Linked DNA regions of Mus musculus: region 1 is linked to region 2. A link is a contact called in ENCODE Hi-C or POLR2A ChIA-PET data. All regions are on one chromosome and are shown on one strand. Each heading gives the region's core, a stretch centred on a gene start or an enhancer-like site at or near the end of the contact. The rest is flanking DNA. Distances are from core to core; before and after follow the strand shown.

Region 1 (4,214 bases), core at 1,583-4,082, 37 kb after region 2:
CTGAGGAGCAAGGAACGGAGCTCTGACACATCTGCTACTCTCTTGCAGACCGAGGGGGTGAGTCCACCATTCACAGCTCGGGTGCCCAGCTCTGCCTCAGCCTATGACCAGCGAGGACTGGCGCCTGGACAGGACTACCAGGTCACTGTTCGTGCTCTACGAGGGACCAGCTGGGGTCCTCCTGCCTCTAAGACCATCACTACCAGTGAGAGCTGGGGCTGGAGGGGCAAGATTTCTGGATTTGACAGGCAGCTGGGAGTCAGCTTGGGGTGGGGACTATACCAGAGCAAAGAGGACTCACTACTGAGCCCTCTTCTGTCTGATTCCACTAGTGATCGATGGTCCTCAGGACCTCCGGGTGGTAGCTGTGACCCCGACCACACTGGATCTTAGCTGGCTGCGCCCCCAGGCTGAGGTGGACCGATTTGTGGTGTCCTATGTCAGTGCTGGAAACCAAAGGGTGCGACTGGAAGTTCCCCCTGAGGCAGACAGGACTCAGCTAACCGATCTGATGCCTGGTGTGGAGTATGTGGTGACTGTCACTGCAGAAAGAGGCCATGCAGTCAGCTACCCAGCTTCTATCAGGGCGAATACAGGTACGGTGGTCCTGGCATTCCAGATGTTAGGGAAGAGCCTGGTTTCTGAGACTGGGGGTCCTTTCCTTGGGCACCCAGGCTGGAGGGTCAGAGATATCTGTGGCGATCCCAGAACACCTGCTACAGCCTTGCTCTCTTCTAAAGTCAACAGGGAAACAGCCTTTAGGTTCTCAGAGTCCTATAGGAAGCTTGAAGGTTAGACTGTGGGAAGGACCGCCTCCTGGGAAGGAAGCAGTAGACAGAAGATGCTGTGATCCACCCAGGGGACGGCAGGTCTTATCCTAATTTAGTTACTAAGTGGACAGCTTGATGTGGGTACTAGAGTAAGTCATAGGTCATGGTCCTGCTGATTTTTGGACTGGGGTTGTCTGGGGTTGGGTCTCAGAGCGATCATTTCCTACCAACACTCAAGGTTTCTTAACAGACACTCAGATGGATCTTTCTTTGCTTTTCCTGGGACATGGCGACACCCTCGGCGTAGCTCACGTTTTCATCCCCCTTTTCTGTTCTCTCCATCAGATACACGCCCCACCTGCTGGCTTTTTTTTTTTCTTTCTAGGGTACCAACAGTGGCAGGCTTGGAAGGCAAAGGAGTGGGTGGGGCTTGGGGACGCTAATTTCTCTTTTTAGGTGGGACTGGGGCTCAGAGAAGAAGCCTCATCCCCAGTTGGGGGAGCAGAGCGGTGCGGTGGGGGAACCTGACACTGACCCACTGTCCCCTCCCCCTTTCTCGCTTGGCAGCACCAGGCCACTACAGTTACCCGGAGGTGCGCCCCCCAGCCCCGCCCCCCAACCCCCGTCCCCGGCCTCGATGGCCCTCCCGGCCCTTGCCGTCCCCAGAGACGGACGAGAAGGAGTGGCATCTCCGGCCGAGACTGCCCCAGCCCCCTCGACGGCCGTGGGGTAACCTGACGACTGAACTGAGCCGCTTCCGCGGCACAGTACAGGACCTGGAGCATCACTTGCGAACCCACGGCTATCCACTGCGCGCCAACCAGACTTACGCATCGGTGGCGCGCTACATCCATGAGTTCTTGAAGCGTCATCAAACAGCGGGTGCCCCAGCATCCCAGCCACGTCACCCTCACCCCACCACTAGTCCCACCCAGAACACCAGGAAGCGGGACTCGGAGCAGGGTGCTGTGGGCCCAGCATCCGATGGTGCACACCCGGTGACTACAGCGCGCCACCCGAAACCGGAGGTGCTGGGCAGTGCAGCCGACGGCTCACTGATTGTGTCCCTGGACGGGCTCCGTGGTCAGTTCGAGCGCGTGGTGTTGCGCTGGCGGCCACTGCTACCAGCCAAGGGCCCCAGCGGGGAGCTGACTGTGGATGGTTCTGAACGCACTGTCCGCTTGCCGAACCTCAGGCCCGGGACTACTTACCACGTGGAGGTCCATGGGGTACGGGCAGGACAGACTTCCAAGTCCTACGCCTTCATCACCACCACCACCACCACCACCACAGGTAGTGTGGGCTGGGGCCCTGGACTGCCCACCCCCTGTCTAGTGTCACCTGCCTTCAGGATTGTACTTGCTTATTCCTGCTACCTCACTGCTTAGGCCTCCGCCCCTCACCATGCCCCCCCTCCCCCACCCCCCAGTCTACCTGGCCCAGGCTGCAGGATACTTCCACAGACAGCTGCTCTCCACTGTCACAAAAACCTACCCCATCCCAGGGTCCTGGCATCCTCCTGAGGATAATCAAAGCCAAATAGACCCAGTTTGTGGAGTTCCCTGGCTCACACGTGGGTTCCCAAGCTCTTTGGCAGCGCCTGCTATTGCCAGGCAAGTTCAACATCTTGACATAGCGACACAATATTGTCTGCAAAATTCATACTCAAGTACCTTGCACTTGAGTTTGTTTTTTTTTTTTTTTCCCTAATTGGGAAAGGGGAAAGAAAAACAAAACAACCTAAAACCACAAAAAGCACCATCTCACAATGTTTAGAGCAAGTTAGAGTTTTGTGTAAGGCTGCACTCAGAGCTGACCCGCAGTTAGGAAGCTTCCCGTGCACACAACAGAAGGCCTCGCGGTGGCGTGTGCCGTTTCAGTGGATGGGGTTGAAACCAGAGATTCCCACTCTGACTCACTGCGGCGAGGGTGCCTGATGCCTGTGGTCTGTGGTTATTTCTCACAAGTTGGCTTTGACCTTGACGGGATGCAGCAGAACGGCTTGAGGGGTGGCCTTGAAAGCCATCGGGGCCGCGTGTGAATGGTGGGAGGTGAAACCACGGGGTTTCCTGAACCGCTTTCCCAGACTTGGCTCCCCCTCCAGCTGGTTTCTCCCACAGGACTGATGCCTGGCCCAGGGACAGGGTGCTTTGTGGCTGCAGGGTCGGGGTGGACCTGTTCTTCCTCCTTAGGGCCCAGATGCCACAGGAATTGGACCTCCGTCCACCCTCGCACCCTGTTTGCGCTCCACCCTTTCCTTCCTAACAACACAACCCCTCCTTTCTTGCAGGCTCTCACTACAACACTAATGGAAGGTGGAGAGACACCAGTGGGGGTGGGGGTGGGGGTGGCGGCACGGACATTTGGAGCTTGAGGTCGGGGAAGCCTCTAGTAGGGAGGGAATAGCAGGTTTTATCTGTCACTGCCTGGCTGCTCCGGAATGAGCTCCACGGGGAGGACTCCATTTGGAGGACTCGGCCAAATATGGGAGAAGAAGGCTGAGGAGCAGCTTGGGAGAGGGGAGGGAAGCCTTCTAGCTCTCAGAGGCTGGGGGGCACACTTGGGGACTCCGGGTGCCCTTCCTAATCTCATGCTCCACTCTCCTGTTTTTTGTTTTGTTTTGTTTTGTTTTTTTCCTTACCCGCTCTGCTCCTTCCCAGGGTCCTTACCCTCTGGCCTCTTGGAGGCTACTGATGAGCCTCCTCCCTCGGGCCCCTCTACAACCCAAGGGGCCCAGGCCCCTATCCTGATCCTGGAGCACCACCCGCTGGGAGAGTTGAAGGTGCTGGGCAGAGACAAGGCAGGGCGCCTCAGTGTGGCCTGGACTGCCCAGCCTGACAGCTTTGCCCACTTCCAGCTGCGTATGCAGGTGGCCGAGGGGCCCTGGGCTCACGAAGAACTGCTACCAGGAGACGTCCAGCAGGCTCTGGTGCCCCCACCCCCTCCCGGAGCCCCCTACAAGCTATTCCTCCATGGGATCACCCCTGGGGGCAAGATCTCTGTTCCTATCACCTACCAAGGCATTATGGGTACATTCTGGACTGTGCTTGGAGCTGTGCCCTGAGACTGGGGGAGGAGCTGGGGCCATCTCAGGACTCTAGAGGTAGGCTAGGACTTAAGGGGCCTCGAAGGGCAGGCCTGACTGAAAGATAAGAGAAAGCAAAGGAAAAAGAAAAAAGTGAGAGTTCAGAGGGAAGGCAGACAGAGGAGGCATTGGAGAAGACAGTGCCACGGAGAGGAGTCTGAGGTGGCATAGTGACCCATCCAGGAGAGTCTATGTGTGCCTCACTTCCTGGTTGTCCCTCTACTCTGCCCTGGGCTGTAGAGTCCTAGGTAGATAAAGCTCTGTTCCCAGCATGGGACCCTCAGATATATTTTCTCCTAGGGACCATACCTGTGGTTGCATTAGTCAGTTTTGTTGTTGTTGTTGTTGTTGTTGTTGTT
Region 2 (4,327 bases), core at 1,687-4,186:
GTCTTCAGACACACACACCAGAAGAGGGCATCAGGTCCCATTACAGGTGGTTGTGAGCCTCCATGCGGTTGCTGAGAATTGAACTCAGGACCCCTGGAAGAACAGTCAGTGCTCTTAACTGAGGAGCCATCTCTCCAGCCCTGGTTTCTTTTAAAAAGATAGGAATACTATAAAAATGTGCTTTAATTTTAATCCCAGGTGTGGGGGACGTGGGCTGCTCGGGACTGTCTGTAGCAGCTGATTGTGGTTTGCTTCATGCACTAGCAGGGGCATGGTTTTGCCAGCTGCAGATAGTTTCTGCAATCATGTGACTCTGAAATTCTGGGAATTTTTCAGAGGGTAAATAAATGCTAGGGATGCCAAGAGGCAGTGTGGGTTGGGGAGGTTGGTTGCGTTTTGCTAGTAGCTGTGGTCCAAGAGGAAATGAAAGATGTAATGTCTACTCTCTACCTCTCTCTCTCACCTCTGTCCTTTCTCTCCTATCTAGTGATAGAGGGTGAAGCTGGGGGAATAAAGGGTAGAAAAAAGAAGAAGCCGAAAAGTAGCAAACACCCACCACAGATCTGTCCTCTGTGTCATTCATGTAGCCCAGGCTAGCCTCAAACTCATTCACTATTTTGCTCCTTCCTCCATGTCCTAAGTGCTGGGGCTATAGGAGTCATCACTCAAACTCCAGCCCATTCTTTAGATGTCAGCAAAACTGTTGCCACAAAGAATGTCTACTCCCTGTCACAGCTCGCTCTCATAGCACATTATACTTGGGATACCTCTGTGATTGCTTTCTGTGGTGAGGCTATAAATCTCATGAGGGTAAAGGCTCCCTTCCTCTCATCTCAGTATCCCGGGTCCTAGCATGCTGCCCGGATACAACAGGTGCTCAATGGATACCTGCTGAAGGAGTTACACACACACACACACACACACTGCCTCGCACTATCGAGTAACAGAGAATATGGGTTTCTTTGTCCAAGGATTAAGGTGTAAACTTCTACACTTCCTACTTTCCTTGAAATCCCTCAGAGGAAAGGGGAGGAGAGAGAAGATGGATTAATTCTCCATAAGATTCCATGGATTCCCAGAGCCACAGCATGGTGTTGGGGATGGGGAAGTGGACTAAGATAATGCTGACTCAAAACCAAAAATAAAATTTTTGAGAGGGAGAAGAGAGAGAGAAAAAAAAAAAAAGAAGGTCAGTGACCTGTGACCTGGAGTGCAACAGAAACAGAGAAAACTGGGTTTTGTTTTACCTTTTTTGTTGTTTGTTTTTCCGAAACAGGATTTCTCTGTGTAACAGTCCTGGCTATCCTGGGAGTTGATTTGTAGACCAGGCTGGCTTCAAACTCACAGAGATCTATCTGCCTCTGCCTCCTGATTTCTGGGATTAAAACCATGTGCTATCACGCCTGGCTTACAGGTGTCTTTTAAATTGCTATCCCAAATTACGTTTTTGGGTTTGTTTGTTTGTTTTTCTTGGGGGGGGGTATACAGCAAGTGTTACAAAAGCAGAAACTGGGGGTTTGGTTACCCCTGAATTACATTCTCTGGGCAGTCAAGCAGATTTACAAAGGCAGATGGCAGCCTTCCTGATCTCCTGGCTACACTTTTCTGTGTCATTAGGAAGCCCAGCAGTTTCTATTATCCTTAAACCAACTTCACTTTCTGAGCAAGTTGAAGCCCAAGGTCACTTTTCCAAGGCAGGTTAGCAAAGCCTGGTAAGAGGAGAGTTTCCGACAAACAAGTGGCTCCAAAGGGCAAAAGACACTTAGATTTCAATGAATTCAGGTGTGTAACTATTTACTTGTCTTCCTAAACTGCTACGCAAAGCTCGTTTGTAGGCTATGTATGTTTAAGTAAGAGTTGGGTCAGAGCCTCTTGGTTTAATTATTTATTTAATATCTCCGAGGACGTTTGTTAGTACACGTATTCTTTTTATATTCTAATCAGTGTAAAGCTTGTCAGTATTTCTTTTACCCTGTATCATCAATGAAGCTCTGGGTGTGATCCACAGTACCACATAAATCAGGCACAGTGGGGCATGCCCGTGGTCCCAGCATCCTCTTCTACATAGAGTTCCAGGCCAGCAAGGGATACACATGACCCTGTCAATAACACCAAGAACAACATATGCCAAAGTAAGGTGCTTAGATAATAAGGGGTTCTCGTTCCCGGAAGAACTGTGCTGGTCCAGCCGGTGCAGGCAGTTTGCCCAGCAAGGCTGAGTCACAAACGGGATCTATCTACACCTTCTGTAGGGAGGAGGAGAGCTGTTCTCTGCCGCTCCTCTCACTGGAGCATGGGATACCAGTTACACACGAAATATATAGGACAAACTAAGCTGGTGCGGAATGAGGTCACTGAGGGATCACACTGCTAGCGGGCTGGAGCACTATCCAAGAATCGCAGGCTCCATCTGAGAGTTTCGAAATCCAGGTCTGCAATTTAATATATTTTCTCATGATGGACATGCTCATTCGAGTTTGAAAAACACTACGATTCTGGATCAGGGGGCTCAGTTGAAGGGCAATGATGGATATGTGGCAAAAGTCAATCAAGGATGAGCCAAAATGGACAGGGGTTGATTTCAGCTAAGATCTCTGAATTTGGGTATAATAACAGGGGAGGGTCTGAAAGCAGCTAAAATCTCAGCCTTTACATTTGAACTGAAGCTCGAACTTAGGGTCTTTACGCATGCTTGGTAAAGCTCTCTACCACTGCTCTCTCTTCCTCAGCCCAAGTTTCCCATTTCTGGCCTTTTTACATTTTGACTAAACCAGTCAGCCAGATCTTTGTCAACCTCGGTTCGATTTGGCTAATTCTATTGCTTAGGTCTAGTCCGGTTGCTAAGGTATGGCGCTTCACGGTTGCTAGGGAAATGGCGTCACCATAGAGGCGGGACAAGGAACCTCTTCGTGCTCCTGATTGGCCGTCGTGTTAGGGACTAGCTTCTCCGTCTCTGAGGGCTCGAGAGCTGATAGAGACTCTCAGCTGCTCCCAGGCTGCCCTTCCAGGCCTCAACATCATACACAATGCAACAACTGTGACTTAGGCCGTCCTGCTATGCTCCTTGGTCTCTCAGGTACTTTTTGACCCGGTCAAGTGCCCATAGTTGGGGCGACTACCCGAACCATGGGGAATTACAGAATTTATAGTTCTAAACTAGACCTGGGTGGATTCTAGCTTGGGAAGGGGGGAAAAAAAGGAGAAACTTTTAGCACTACGAGGAGTCTTAACTAGGAATTCTGGAATTTACATGGTTTCGGTTTTTTGTTTGTTTGTTTGTTTGTTTTTTTCACCTGCTCAGGTCTGAACTACACTTGACCCATCACTTTCCAGACTAAACTGTTCTTTCCTTTATCTGTTGTGGAAGGGATCAGGAGATCCAATGGAGACCTCACCTATCAGCCCAATGAACGAGAAGAACACCGCTCAGCCGCAGCAGCGGGAAGAGAACGCCCAGCAAATCTTAAATACAGCCATTCCGTTTAGGCAGCGGTCCCCAGGTCTTCTCCCTGAAGCCCTGAAGGTGGGAGTGAGACCGGATCCAGCCAATCAAATTGTAGAGACTCAAGAGATTGAACATCCCGTGGCTGGATTTGAAGGTGACTCTGATCAATTTCAAGTCTCAACCAATGAGATGGCAGAGCACCTCCAAGCTTCTGATCTTTGGTACTGTCCTGATGGGAGTTTTGTAAAGAAGATCATAGTCCCTGGCCATGGCTTAGACAAACCCAAGCTAGGCTCCAAATGCCAAGTGTTGGCTTTGGGATTTCCTTTTGGATCTGGGATGCCAGAGGGCTGGACAGAACTAACCATAGGCATAGGACAATGGAGGGAAAAAATGTGGGGGGAACTCATGGAAAAATGCCTGGAGTCTATGCGTCAAGGTGAGGAGGCAAAGATTCACCTTCCTGGATCCTCTGCACCTCTTGCTAAACTCAGACTGGATTCCTTCACCAATGGCCGGGACTCCTGGGAGATGGAGGCTATGGAGAAGGAGGCTCTGGCCAAAGAAGAACACAGAAGGGGTACAGAACTGTTTCGAGCTGGGAACCCTCAAGGGGCTGCCCGATGCTATGGACGGGCTCTCCGACTGCTGCTGACGTTGCCCCCACCCGGCCCTCCCGAACGAACTACCCTTTATGCCAATCTGGCTGCCTGCCAGTTGCTGCTAGGACACCCCCAGTTGGCAGCCCAGAGCTGTGACCGAGTGCTGGAGCGGGAGCCGGGCCATTTAAAGGCCTTATACCGAAGGGGGGTTGCTCGGGCTGCCCTCGGGGACTTGGAAAAAGCCACTGCTGATTTCAAGAAAGTGCTAGCAGTAGATCCC

What was found. Hi-C counts contacts between places; a loop is a spot of excess contacts on that map. ChIA-PET counts read pairs that join two places held with the same protein, here RNA polymerase II (POLR2A).
Region 1: POLR2A ChIA-PET joins it to region 2 with 19 read pairs in Patski. The contact joins the enhancer-like site here to the promoter of Fkbpl in region 2. A Hi-C loop is called at or near these places in 4 of 37 maps with a recorded cell type or tissue (adrenal gland and heart). POLR2A ChIA-PET finds 5 or more read pairs at or near these places in 2 of 5 experiments (Patski and embryonic stem cell).

What each region holds. Positions count from the first base shown.
Region 1 is chr17:34,678,524-34,682,737 of GRCm38, forward strand. It overlaps Tnxb (tenascin XB), which reads left to right. Exons shown (of 33, transcript NM_031176.2): 4 at 49-205; 5 at 333-596. Among named protein-coding and RNA genes, the nearest start is that of Gm24389, 7.2 kb to the right of the region's middle. Within about 2 kb of position 2,833, at least 1 of the 3 ENCODE cell types and tissues checked has a DNase peak (open chromatin) inside an H3K27ac peak, as active enhancers do; it is heart, where a contact is called at or near this core.
Region 2 is chr17:34,641,878-34,646,204 of GRCm38, forward strand. Fkbpl (FK506 binding protein-like) reads left to right here and starts at 2,937. Exons shown (of 2, transcript NM_019873.3): 1 at 2,937-3,076; 2 at 3,368-4,327. The coding sequence starts at 3,383.